Regions from separate parts of the Homo sapiens genome. Here all the other regions are linked to region 2. The links are chromatin contacts, found by Hi-C or POLR2A ChIA-PET in ENCODE. All regions are on one chromosome and are shown on one strand. The core of a region is the stretch at or near the end of the contact, and the rest is flanking DNA. Distances in the headings are between cores, read along the strand shown.

Region 1 (3,994 bases), core at 1,001-3,500, 230 kb after region 2:
AAGAGGCAGAGAAAAGGATTGCTGAAGGCAATCTGTCTCTTCATATCTCTTTCATTCTGCTCCTGGGGCCGAGGAAATGGGTGAGGAGGGGTGCAGGAGGCCCTTGGCCTGAGCACCAGGCCTGGAGCCTTCCCTTCCAGCCGCTGCTCTCCAGAGCTTGGGGTGCACCAGCTTCGAGGCTTTAGAAGCTTCTCCAGCAAGAAAGGCCCTTCTGAGGGAAAAGTGTGTGCGACTGGCTGTCTCCATTCCTTTCTCCATATAGTGTTGACCTTCGGAATTAGCTTTATTCCTGACGTGTACCAGAATTTTCAGTTAATCATGTAAACCAAGGCTCAGGTGACTTGGCTGTGGGCAGTTGGGGCCGGACCAGCCCCTGAGAAACTACTCCCATCCCAGACTTCGTGACGCTTCACTTGGCCAGAGCCCACTCCCAGAAAGCAGGGAAATGTGCCTTTCTGCGTAGCCCAGGCCTATGGAAAGAGGCGAGAGGTCAGGGACAGCTGCACTCCCTGGGCAGGCTGCTTGTGGTCCGGGAGCATCCCGTAGTCTCCCCAAGCCCCACGGCCGTGGGGACCCCGGGTCAGGGCATTATTGTGCATATCCCTGTCCTCAGGCCCCTCATGCTCAGGCCAGACCCTCACCCAGGTGCCCTTGCCCTCAGACTCCTCCCCTTCCAGCCATTGTCTCTGTCTCCATCCCTGTCCCTCTCTTTCTCTATCTTCCTCTCTCTCTGATTCCCTGGGGGCTACTTTGCAACCTCTGCTGAGTCAGAATTCTTCCCACTCGCCCTGACGTCCCAGGCTCCTCCTTGGCACCCTGTCTTCTCTGTGGCAGGGAAAGACGCCCAACCAGAGCTCCCACGTCCTGCCCTGGGAACCCCACTGCTCTGGGAAACAAAAACAAGAAAATTCCTTCCCAGGGTACTTGTTCTGTGCTGTTCCTCTTTGTTCTTGGTCACAGGGTGATTCCCACGTCCTTCCCACACTAACCCTGCCTAGGTGAGGCTGCAGCTTTGTGTGCCTTCCACAACATTTGCTTGCCTGGGGAGCTGCCTGCCTTTAATTATCTTTGGAAAGCATAACTGAGAAGAGCAAGACACCCGTCTTTTCTTTAGGGCTCTTGCCAGGAGCACTGCCTATGCAGCACTTCCCTCCAGGGGGTGCCATTCACATTGAAGTCTTCGTGACTGGCACTCCTTGGAGTTGCACAGTGCGCAACCTATGCTGCTGAACAGGGCAGCCCTGGCTCTGTCTTACTCTCCTGGGAAGCATGGCTCATTATAACACAGATCCAGGATGAGATACCTGAGAGAGAGAGAATCCCCACCAGTCTCTCCACTCATCTCACCTCCCTTTTTAGGTCTCCACCTCCTCCAAGGTGTAATATGGTCAAAGACAGGGCTCCTCCAAGGTGCAATATGGTCAAAGACAGGGCTGTGGATGCAGGCAAGTCCAAGCACACACTCGGGCCCTGCCACTCAATTGATGTTTTATTTTGTGCAAGTTTCCTAATCTAGTAATTAATCAAGTGATCCTCCCACCTCAGCCTCCAGAATAGCTGGGACTATAGACACGTACCACCATGCCCTGCTAATTTTATTCATTTTTTGTAGAGACAGCATCTCACTATGTTGCCCAGTCTGGTCTTGAAATCCTGGGCTCAAGGGATCCTTCTGTCTCAGCCTCCCAAAGTGCTTGGATTACAGGCATGAGCCACTGCACCTGGTCTAATTTTCCAATTCAGTAAAATAGGAAGTGACAGTTATGAGTCTTGTTTTTTGAGGATTAAATTCAGTAATGCGCATAAAGCTTTGGCCCACATGGCACGTGATTGGCACTTGAGAAATGATAGTGATTATTGTTATCTCTTCAAATAAGATTAGCATCCAGTCTTACCTACCACACAGAGATAGCCCCAGAAATAAAATGAAATGAGAAGTAGATCATCTCTAAGATCTTTGAGGAAGTATTTTGCAAGAATCCCAACTACTGTTGTTCTTCTCTCTGTATATAAAAAACGATGAACTGTGAAGCCCCTTTGCTTCCAAGTCACGCTCTGTGACTGATGGCAGATGTCGGGAAAGGCTCAACCAGGAGAGAGAAAGCTTGCAGGCGCGGGCGGCAGACTGAGGGCCCCGGGCGGGTGGAGCTCAATGAAAACCACAGACAGACAGCAGCTGTGAGAGCAAGCAGAGACCCAGAATGGCTTTAAACAGAAAGCAGAGGCCCACAGCAGGGAGTGAGATGAGACCAGGTTTAAACGTCACTTTCCCCTAAGTCCTTGTTCATTCACAGCTTCCTTCAGTAGCTCTGACCAGCTTTCTCAGCACCTGCCGACCGACAAACCAACCAACCAATGGAGGCTGGTGCTGGGGGTGGAGATGGCCAAGAGCCGGTGGTGAGAAGTGAGGGAGAATGGGGAAGAAGGGGCTCCACAGAGGGCACTTGATCCGGGACGGCTTTCCGGAGGAGGTGATTTCCTAGGCCTAAGGGGCCTCCGGGCAGAGGGGCCAGCATGAGGGAAGCTCGGAGGTGGGGGAGCATGGATTGGAGGAGAGAATAAGCAGTTGCTTGCTGGGGTGTCATAAGATGCGGCAGTGCACTCAACGCTACAGGAGCAGGCACGGGCCTTTTTCACCAGCCTAAGGATTTTGGAATGACTCTTCTATCAGCCAACAGTTTCCAACCTTATTTATGTACTTGTTTCTTTGATTCCAGCGATGCAGGAGAGATGATATTCAGACAGCCGACTTCTGCTGTGGGTGTGCCCCAGGTTATAAATCATTTCCATCAGGCTAGCTGGAGTCCCGGCCCTTCCTTTCCACTGAAGAAAGCAAATCAGAGTACCAGATAGCGAGAGTGATATTATCACAGGATAGCCTTGAAACTGCCATAACAAAAAAAATAAATCGTTCACAAATGTCAATCCTTCAACTACTATTAGCCCCAGAGAGACTGTTTGTCTGCCCCAGTGTGTCGCTGTGCAGAGGCTGAGAACGTCCCCTCTCCTCTTCCCACACCTAGGAGAGGGGGAGCCACTGGTAGATTGGGAGCAGGGGAGGGTCTGGAGTTTCAGAAAGATTTCCCTGGCTGCAGTGTGGAAGGGGGATTTGAGGGGAAGACGGGACACCAGCTGGGGAGGCTGCTGTAGTAACAGAATGCTGCCCCCACCACCCCTGGGTACAGTGGTGGCTGGGATGAAGAGCAAGGGCAGTTTTGAGAGAGCTAGAGGAGCCAACCTCCACCGGACTGACTCACTGGATGTGGAGTGATGGGGAGGAAGCTCAGGAACAGTGTCTGGTGTCCTAGTGTGGCTGGCTGGATAGCTGGTGGGACTGCCCACGAATAGGAGGTGCAGGAGGAAGAGGGCCGGGGTTGCAGGGGACCTGGGCAGCAGGGAGAGGGCAGGTAATGAGCAGAGTTGGGGATCGGTTGAGCTTAGTTTACCTGCCACCCCTCCAGAGATGTCCCACGTTGGGGGGACCCATGCACCTACTCCAGATGTTACCCTCCCCACTTTACAGCACAGGATTCTGCCTGGTGACATTTGATGCCATCTGTATCTGGCCACCCAGTGGGTGCAAAATGCAAGTTTGCTGATTAAGCAAAATCAACCTGAAGCAAACAAAGACTGATGTCCCCAAGGGATAGCCAGCTCCTTGGAGGCAGAAACCCTTTCCCTCTAGGGCAGAGCTTCCTCTGTGGGTCCTCACAGGGGAGGGTGGGAGAGAGACTGAACAAGTGAAAGGGAAAACAAGAGAGGAGAGATGAGAGGGAGGTGGAGACAGTGCTTCAAAGGAGAAAAAAAGAAAAAGAAGCATGAAAGAGAAGAAGAAAGAACAGAGAGGGGCAAAGGCAGGAAAAATAGAGGAGAAGGAGGAAGAAGATGGAGGGGTTTGGGGCAAGAGTAACAGTGCAGGCCAGCTGTGCCTGTGAGTTCACGGGGTTCTGCTTATTAAACCCCAGCACTGGCAACTTTGAGAAGATGCTCAGAG
Region 2 (3,881 bases), core at 220-2,719:
CTCAGGCTCTGCCCTCTAGGAAGCTTTCCCCAACATTCCCTCTTCCGTTTTTCCTCTCAGTATTTTAAGTTTCATGTTCAAGGGTACATGTGCAGGTTTGTTATATAGGTAAAATCCTGACTCGGGGGTTCGGTGTACAGGTTATTTCATCACCCAGGTACTAAGCATAGTACCCGACAGTTTTTTTTTTTCCTGAACCTCTACCTCCTCCCACCCTCCTCCCTCAAGCAGGCCCCAATGTCTGTTGTTCCCCTCTTTCTGTCCCTGTGTTTTTATCTCCGACATATAAATGAAAACACGCGTAGTTTACTACTGGTTTCGTTTTCAATGGTGGTGAAAGAGACATCACGCTGAATTGGCCCTTAGGACACTCCCCCGCCCCCAAACCAAGCCCAGGGAAGAAGACCGACCGAAAGTAAGAGGTCAGCCTCCAAGGCGGTGGCGGGGCGGGGGGCGTTCTCGAAGCGTGGGATGGGGGAGCGTCCTGGAGTTAGCAAAAGTAGGGGACTGACTTTCTAGCCCCACCTCAACCCCCGCTCACAGCTAGGAAGCCGCAGCCTTCGGGTCGCCAGTTCCCTCTCCTTAGCAAGTCTTGTGTGCTCCCATCACACCCTGTAATGGCTCCTTGCATAGCGTGTGTCACCTTTCTGGTGTCTGTCGGTACCACCCACAGATTTTTAAATTTGTGAACAGCAGAGACCATGTGTTATCCTTGCACTTTAGCAGAACACCTGAAACCTGTTAAGTATTCCGTAACTGTTCCCTTTGATATTTAAAGGGCATCTATTAGACCCATATTAAGTATTTTCTCAATGCTCCTAGCCAGTTTTATTCCATTGCAGTCCCAAGCGATCCCCTTCCTTACACAAGCCAGACAACCACGCCCCTTGTCTTTTTCACGAGTTAATAAGCAATATTCAACTCTCTCAGCGCTACTCTCCTGTTAGGGACGCCAGGAAACTTCCAGCTCCGCTTTTGCTACGTTCTCCCACTGGATTCGACAAGATTACTGTGAAACAGTCTCTACAAGGCAAGTTAAGTTTGCCCGATAAAGTTCAGAGAATGATCCAGAAAGCCTCATGGGTGAGGGTGGTCAGTACCCTAACCACGCCCACCCCTCTCTCCTCTCTACTGAGAGGCGACTCCAAATTCGCAACCACTTTGTTTTACGAGCGCCTCCCACCTCCGCGCATGCGCCTTACGCCTTCCACAATATCACACCATTGCCCGTTCGCACCTCGTACGCATGCGCCAATTCTATCGCCTCAGTTCCTGTTACTAATTCCTTGTGCCCTCAGCGGCCAAAGCTCACGACCCTCGCTATTGCTCCCGCGCCAGCACTAACCGATACTCAAACTCCTCGTCGTCGTATTTGTCCGAATAGTAAATTTGTTTGTGCGACATGATCGCTCGGTTTGCTAGCCTTCAGCCCCGCGCCGCCAACCTCCAAGCAACTCCCAACAGCACGCGCTCCCACCCACTTTGGCCTCGCTTTCAAACACGCCGCCCGCACTTCCTATTGGTCCGTTTGGCTCGAGGCGGGACACCTCTACTTTCAAGCCTCCGATTGGCTTAGATTTACTTCTCTTCGGATCCTTATTGGAGGGCAGTTCTCACGCTTCTCAAGAACGAGCGTGGGTCAAAAGTAGGCGTCTTATTGGCCACCACTGCCTTTGTGCGCGATCTCGCGCTGCCATTGGCTAACTCGGGAAAGTGGGAAGCGTGAAGGAGGGACCCTGAGGTAGAGGGTCAGGGGTTAGTGAGGCCGGAAGTGAGTGTAATAAAGTTTCTCCAGGGAGGCAGGGCCCGGGGAGAAAGTTGGAGCGGTAACCTAAGCTGGCAGTGGCGTGATCCGGCACCAAATCGGCCCGCGGTGCGGTGCGGAGACTCCATGAGGCCCTGGTGAGTCTTGACTTTTTTCTCCTTAGGTGACTCACTCTTTCACCCCGGAACCCCTCTCCCGGGACCCCACTTCCGGTCTTCATTTATAAGTCCCGCCCCTGAGACCCCTCTCCCCGGAAGTCCCACCTCCCAACTTCAGGGGGCTCCCCCGAACCCCGACTTGATTTTTATTTTTTGTCTCCGACCCCACCCTGTCGCCCAGTTTTTCTGGAAGTCCCCACCCCCCGACACGTTCCAAGCCCTACTACGAGAAACCCTTCGTTACTCCTTCCATTCTCCGAAACTCCGCCTCCTAGCAACGATCCTCGGCTAACTCCTGTCAAAAGGCCTATCTCCCAAAAGGGCAAAACCCTGCTCTTCAAAGAACGATTCGAATTTGTTGAAGCTCCGCCCCTCCGAAGCCACGCCCCCTCCGTAATCCACGTCTGACTGTCCAGAAAGCCTCCCCGCCCAGAAGTCTGAAGTTCGCGTCCTTAGGGGACCACGCCCCCTTAGGAGCTTTATCTTTGTGGGACCTGGGTCATCAGCTGAAAAGCCTTGTCGTCAATCCCTGAAACTCCACCTGCTTATATTTTCCTGTCCTTTCTCTTTTTGGGCCTTGGGATCAGTTTTCCGAGCACTCTCGTGCTCCCCCAGGTGGGAAGTCAAAGTTCCCATCTCTGGCTGTAAGGAGTGAGATTAAAGGCAGCCGTTTTCCGTTTTCCTTTCTATCTTTTTTTTTTTTTTTTTTTTTTTTAAGACGGAGTTTCGCTCTTATCGTCCAGGCTGGAGTGCAATGGTGCGATCTCGGCTCACTGCAACCTCCGCCTCCTGAGTTCAAGTGATTCTCCTGCCTCAGCCTCCTGAGTAGCTGGGATTACAGGCGCCCACCACCACGCCCGGCTAATTTTTGTATTTTTAGTAGAGACGGGGTTTCCCCATGTTGGCTAGGCTAGCCTCGAACTCCTGACCTCAGGTGCTCCACCCTTATCAGCCTCCTTAAGTGTTAGGATTACAGGCGTTAGCCACTGCGCCCGTCCCCGTTTTCCTCTTTCTTAACCTCCTCCAAGGGTAGAACTATTTGAAAGGGCTGAACGTGGGGTTTGGCACGAGAGGGAGAGAGAGACTTGCCCTCAGACTCCCAGCCTCACTTCCTGGCTTTCCCTTCCCAGGACCAACCTCATCCCAGAAGTAGCTCTAGGCCTTCCTAGACATAAGTGGATAAGACCATGGATTTGTTGGTGTGTGGCATGTGGGTGTGACATGAGCAAAAGTTTTCTACTACCAGAAGAACGGTAGTTTGGAGTGGGGGTAGATAATAGTGCTCTTTTTGTTGTTTGATTTTTTTTTTTTTAAGGGACAGTTCAGTCGCTACTTCTCTGTCTCTTCCCCTCCCCCTAACCAGAGTTCTTGTCTGGGCATTCCTCCTGGCCCCGTTTGCCCAGCCTTCCCTGCTGGAAACATTCCTGAGGCTTTCGCCATTTCCTGCCACTTCCCGCCCCTGTCCCCTCCTCCCAGTTGGGCTGCGAAGCCACACACAGCTTTTCCCCTACACCCAATCACCTGGACTTCCAGTAGGCAATCTCCTTTCTCCCTATGTAAATTTCAAGAGTCATACGTCTTTCTTTTCTTCCGAACGCCCACACCCGTTGGTCCTTCCCTGGCTCTGGATACTGTAGGCTCCCACAGAACATCATCTCTACAGATGAGGGACATCCTAGTGTGTGTTTGTGTGTTTTGGGGGTGTGAGGCTATGGTGGAATCCTTTCCTCATTCTCTCTATGCCCGAGAGCTGGCTGGAAATGAAGTGATAAAATTCCTTCTCAGGATTGGCTGGCAGAGTGACAAAGCTCTTCTGGAATGAGCACTAAGGGGAGATGTAAGAGTTAAGCACAGCATCTAACACACTTCAAGTGTTAATGTTGTTAATCAGGATAATTATCTATCTATATTTTAATTCTCTGAAGTAAATCTAAGGGTAATTCCAAGGTGAGCTGGGG
Region 3 (4,069 bases), core at 255-2,754, 170 kb after region 2:
TGATCTTGCTACTCTGAACAGGATCTGCTTGGTCCACAGCAGCCCAGGGATCTGGTGACACACTGACCCTTACACACCACTGGGATCAGGTCAGTACAGAAGGCACCGACCTGCTTTCTCACTTTGTTACTGCAGCCAAAGACAGCCAGTGACTTTTAGCTTTCATGGTAGCCTGTTAGTTTATATTGAATTGAATATTTACTAAAACCCCTCTGTCTTCTCATGAGCTGCTAAGCAGCTCCCCACCCTCTGCCCCCTCAATCTCCCATCCTTCCTAATACCGTTGGCTTTTTAGGTGAGAACTGTACCTTTCATTTTCTTCTGTTACGTTTCCCTGCAGCTGTTTCAGCCCTTCATTCTAGTCTGTCCAGGCCTTTTAGCATCTCACTCAGCAACATGTATTTGGGGGCCTCCCAGCTTCCTGCCCTCCCACATGTGATGAGCCTGAGTATAATAGCTTCATCTAAACCATTGATACAAATGTCGAACCAGAAGTCAAATCTGGGAGGTAAACTTTCTTTGGTTGGACTAAAGACAGGAGAAGTAAAGAAGAAACTTCAAGGATTTGCAAATCTTTTTCATCTTAAAAGTTTTGTGGCCTCCTGTGAGGTTGTAGTTTTATGTGCCCTCCCACCCCAGCCCCCAAATAAGCCTGCTCTGCATTCATAGAACACGTGTTTATTGAGCCATGCTCTGTGAGGGGCACGGTGCCTGGTATGGGACAGAGCTGTGAACTACAGACTGGACCCGGTCTCGTGTTACTCACAGTCTGTGAAATGAAAGCGTGGCTGCTGGTGCTGGGGCTTGGCTGCTGGGGCTGAGTGTTGAGTCTGTGAAATGGACGGGTGAAGCCGTACACCTGGTCACTCGGTGAGATCACGTTGTGTCACAGGAGAGTGCTGAGGCATGGCCACCGTGGCTGGACGTTCTCAGAGACACTGCTCAGCCACAGCAGCTGGGCCTGGCTATGACCACTGACCTGTGACTACATCAGGCACAGCCACAAACCAGAGATCAGTAACCAGACACGGCGGAGCCATCCAGTGGGCGCAGAGCAGCCACCGCCTCTGAACTCAGAGCCACGAGGCGGCTCTGCGGGAGCCGCCCGACACCTGCCTGCTGTGTGATCGCCAGCAGACCCTGCCCCTCACTGCCCTCAGATCCCTCACTTGTGCATCTGGGGAGGAAGCTAAGGGCTCTCCAAGGTCCCTATCAGCTCTTTATGGTGCTTCTTGCTAGAATGTGCTAGAAACCATATCGATTTGAGAGCAAAGAGAAATTGCCACCAGTGGGTGTGTATGTGTGGAATGGGAGGCGGGGGAGTGGGCAGGGCGATATTTGTCTTCCTGCTGCTGTTAGAAATAGCAACTATTCTCTCCCCTGAGGACTGGACAAAAGGTGATTAATTCATTCAGCACAGAGCTATTGAAGGGCTGTTCTGAGCCAGGCACCGTGGGGACAGCAAGGTCCCTGCCCTAAACAGGCTTGTGATCTAATGGAGAGATAAGCACGCAGACACACACGCCTTGGCTGCTGGTGCTGAGGACAAGGGTGTGGAGGGCACGGCGCACAGTTCCACCTAGATGGGAATGAGGACGCTGCTGTGCAGGGCATCTGAGATGGTCATGGGGTCAGTTCTAGCAGGTGCAGGTGGGTCGAGGGTCCTCTAGGGGAAGGGACCAGCTCCAGCAGCTGTGAAGAATGCAGAAGCTCAGGGCTCTGCGGAATGGGAGGCATGCAGCTGATCGTAAAGGGAATGTTGAAAGGTGAGAATAGAAAGAAGGGCTGGAGCCAGATCCTGGTGAGCAGCAGCTGGAGCGATGAGGCACCCAGGTCTAAAATGGTAGTAGCCCCATTCTATCTATGAGAAGGGGTTGGGGGATGGCGATCTGATGGCGGGAGAGGGAAGCCAGGGAATTTGTCTTCAGGTTGCACCTGCAAAGCATTTTATGTAAGATGGAGAGAATGTCAATAGTCTGTATCAAAGACTGAGAGGTAAGAATGGGGATGGGAGACGGGTGTAGATTATGGTACAGGTTGAACCCCCCTCAATCACTGGGACCTGCTCTGACCTTAGAGTACAGGGTTGGGCTAGAGGAATGGTGGATGAATCTCCCTCCTTGGGAGATTGTTAGGATTAAAGATGAGAGCCACCTGGTACACTCTTGTTTAAGAGTCAGAGGAATGGAAAAACACCCCTCCCACCCCAAAACGCTGAGGTTCTGATCTCACTGACTGAACACCACCCAACCAGGAGCCAGGGCTTGAGGGCAGCCCGAGTTTGTCTTGCTCTGTCGGATCTTTTTGGATGTTTAGCAGGAGCGACACTGATCAGACTTCACAAGAACCTTAGGATTTTACAATTTTGCTCTTCCCTTATTGTTCACAAATCAAGCCTATGCCTAAAAATACACTCTTCTCCAGCAGCCTCGGGGACTTAGCTTCTCCCCCAGGCAGGGAGTTTACATCCTTCCTTTGCCTGCAGAATTCAACCTTGCAGGTTTGGTGGGGTGGCTGGAAACCGCCACCATCCCAGAGCAGGCTTCTATCCCCAGGGCCTGGCTGTCACCCGCAGCAGCAGTGACATCACCCAAAGCCGACTTTGTGCGGGGGGCTTCTGAGTGTTAAGTGGGCTCAAAAGGTTGAAGTGCGGGGGCAGGTAGGAGGAGCTGCGTGGCTTGGGAAGGAGCAGCTGGCGCTGTAGAGGGAATGACTTGCCCCAGCTGCTGTTGGGTTACGGGCTCGAGTTGTCCACAGCCACCAGGGGACATTTTTTCCTCTTCTCAGTTCCTCTTTGACCCTGCGCTCAGCTTCACCAAAACCACCTTGTTTCACCTTCTCTGTATGTCCTCGGCCTCTCCTTTCCTGCTTGCCTCAGTCTTTCCCATCTTTCAAATCTAAACATGTGGTGTCTGTTGCTGCGGGTTGACTGCATGTGTATGTGTGGTTTTCAAGCTGAATTGACAGGGCTGAGTTTTACAGCCAATACTGCCTGGCTCTGGAAGAAGAGAAAGAGGAGGACAATGAGGGACAGGATCTCTTGTAGCAGAGAACATTCTGATCCAAATGTCCTTTCAGGATAAATTTAGTTCCCGGGGCTGGGACCACATTCTAATTTGGTGGGAGTCCTTGGGCACCCTGGTGGGGAATGGCTGCTTCCTTCCTCACCTCCCTGGTCGATTTCAGGGACCGCAGGAAACCCAAGCCTTATGAACATTATACAGAACTGCAATTACAACAATCCTGAGCTGACATAAGATTTATTCATTGGGCACCAAATTTCCTTTAGGCCCCTTTCTAGTTTGTAGTTTTTGAAGCTGCTACATTTTTTATGGCTGGCACATCTCAAGGAGGAAATGCAGATTAATAGTCTGTACTGGCTGTGTTCTCATGCTCTCAGGATTGAATCAATAATGACTGCAGTATTAATTAGGCCTTTATGAAAAGAAAATGAAATATGGTATGACATGGAAGATTCTAGATTTAGAATCAAGAGTTCTAATCTCAGCTCTGCTGCCGTCTAATGGGTGACCTCGGGCAAATCACTGAATTTCCCTGAGTCTGTTTCCTCCTCTGTATAAACAGGTCATAATGCTGGCCACATGCTGATGTTGTGAGCATCAGCTGAGAGAGCTGGGTTAAAGGGCCCACCAGGGCCTGGCACAAACAAGAGACTTCGGTGACTTTAATTTTGGACTCTCCTTGCTAAGGAGATCACCACTGCAAATCCAGCCCTTTGCTGGTGCACAGTGGTGCAGCTCTTGCCTGTTCTTGGCAGCAGGTGGGGTACCCAACACCTTGAGATGAACTCTCCAAAGTCCTTGCTGACAATGTCCACGGTCCCTTCTTAGCTGGTGACCAGGAACACTCCCTAGGGGCCTCCCTTCTCAACCTTCCACTTCTCCTACCCATACCCCACAACGGCCCCATTTCCTGTTGTTTCTCATGAATAGAGTCTGGAAGTAGAAACACTAGTTCGTGCAGTGTTCACGGACATCACGGGGCTCTAGGAAGCCTCACATCACATCACTCTGACACTGACTCTCCTGCTTCTCTTTTCCATATTTAA

Evidence for each region. Hi-C counts contacts between places; a loop is a spot of excess contacts on that map. ChIA-PET counts read pairs that join two places held with the same protein, here RNA polymerase II (POLR2A). Pooled maps may share reads with other maps.
Region 1: a loop to region 2 is called in a pooled map, with 2.8 times the contacts of the local background. The contact joins the enhancer-like site here to the promoter of CKS1B in region 2. A Hi-C loop is called at or near these places in 1 of 50 pooled maps. POLR2A ChIA-PET finds 5 or more read pairs at or near these places in 4 of 52 experiments (Caco-2, GM12878, activated CD4-positive, alpha-beta T cell and 1 more).
Region 3: a pooled map shows a loop between it and region 2 (3-fold over the local background). The contact joins the enhancer-like site here to the promoter of CKS1B in region 2. A Hi-C loop is called at or near these places in 6 of 50 pooled maps. POLR2A ChIA-PET finds 5 or more read pairs at or near these places in 4 of 52 experiments (A673, K562, Panc1 and 1 more).

What each region holds. Positions count from the first base shown.
Region 1 is chr1:154,746,412-154,750,405 of GRCh38, reverse strand. The region is part of intron 3 of KCNN3 (potassium calcium-activated channel subfamily N member 3); the gene reads left to right. Among named protein-coding and RNA genes, the nearest start is that of KCNN3, 120 kb to the left of the region's middle. RefSeq lists enhancers at 505-1,008, 1,904-2,113 and a silencer at 1,206-1,255. Within about 2 kb of position 2,250, at least 12 of the 41 ENCODE cell types and tissues checked have a DNase peak (open chromatin) inside an H3K27ac peak, as active enhancers do; they include GM12878, where a contact is called at or near this core.
Region 2 is chr1:154,972,269-154,976,149 of GRCh38, reverse strand. It overlaps CKS1B (CDC28 protein kinase regulatory subunit 1B), which reads right to left and starts at 1,469. Exons shown (of 3, transcript NM_001826.3): 1 at 1,346-1,469. The coding sequence starts at 1,404. MIR4258 (microRNA 4258) reads right to left here and starts at 457; the gene lies at 367-457. It also overlaps a transcript of SHC1 not described here. RefSeq lists enhancers at 1,064-1,123, 1,224-1,373, 1,824-1,973 and a silencer at 1,644-1,733.
Region 3 is chr1:154,805,971-154,810,039 of GRCh38, reverse strand. All of the region lies in intron 2 of KCNN3 (potassium calcium-activated channel subfamily N member 3), which reads left to right. Among named protein-coding and RNA genes, the nearest start is that of KCNN3, 62 kb to the left of the region's middle. Within about 2 kb of position 1,504, at least 7 of the 41 ENCODE cell types and tissues checked have a DNase peak (open chromatin) inside an H3K27ac peak, as active enhancers do.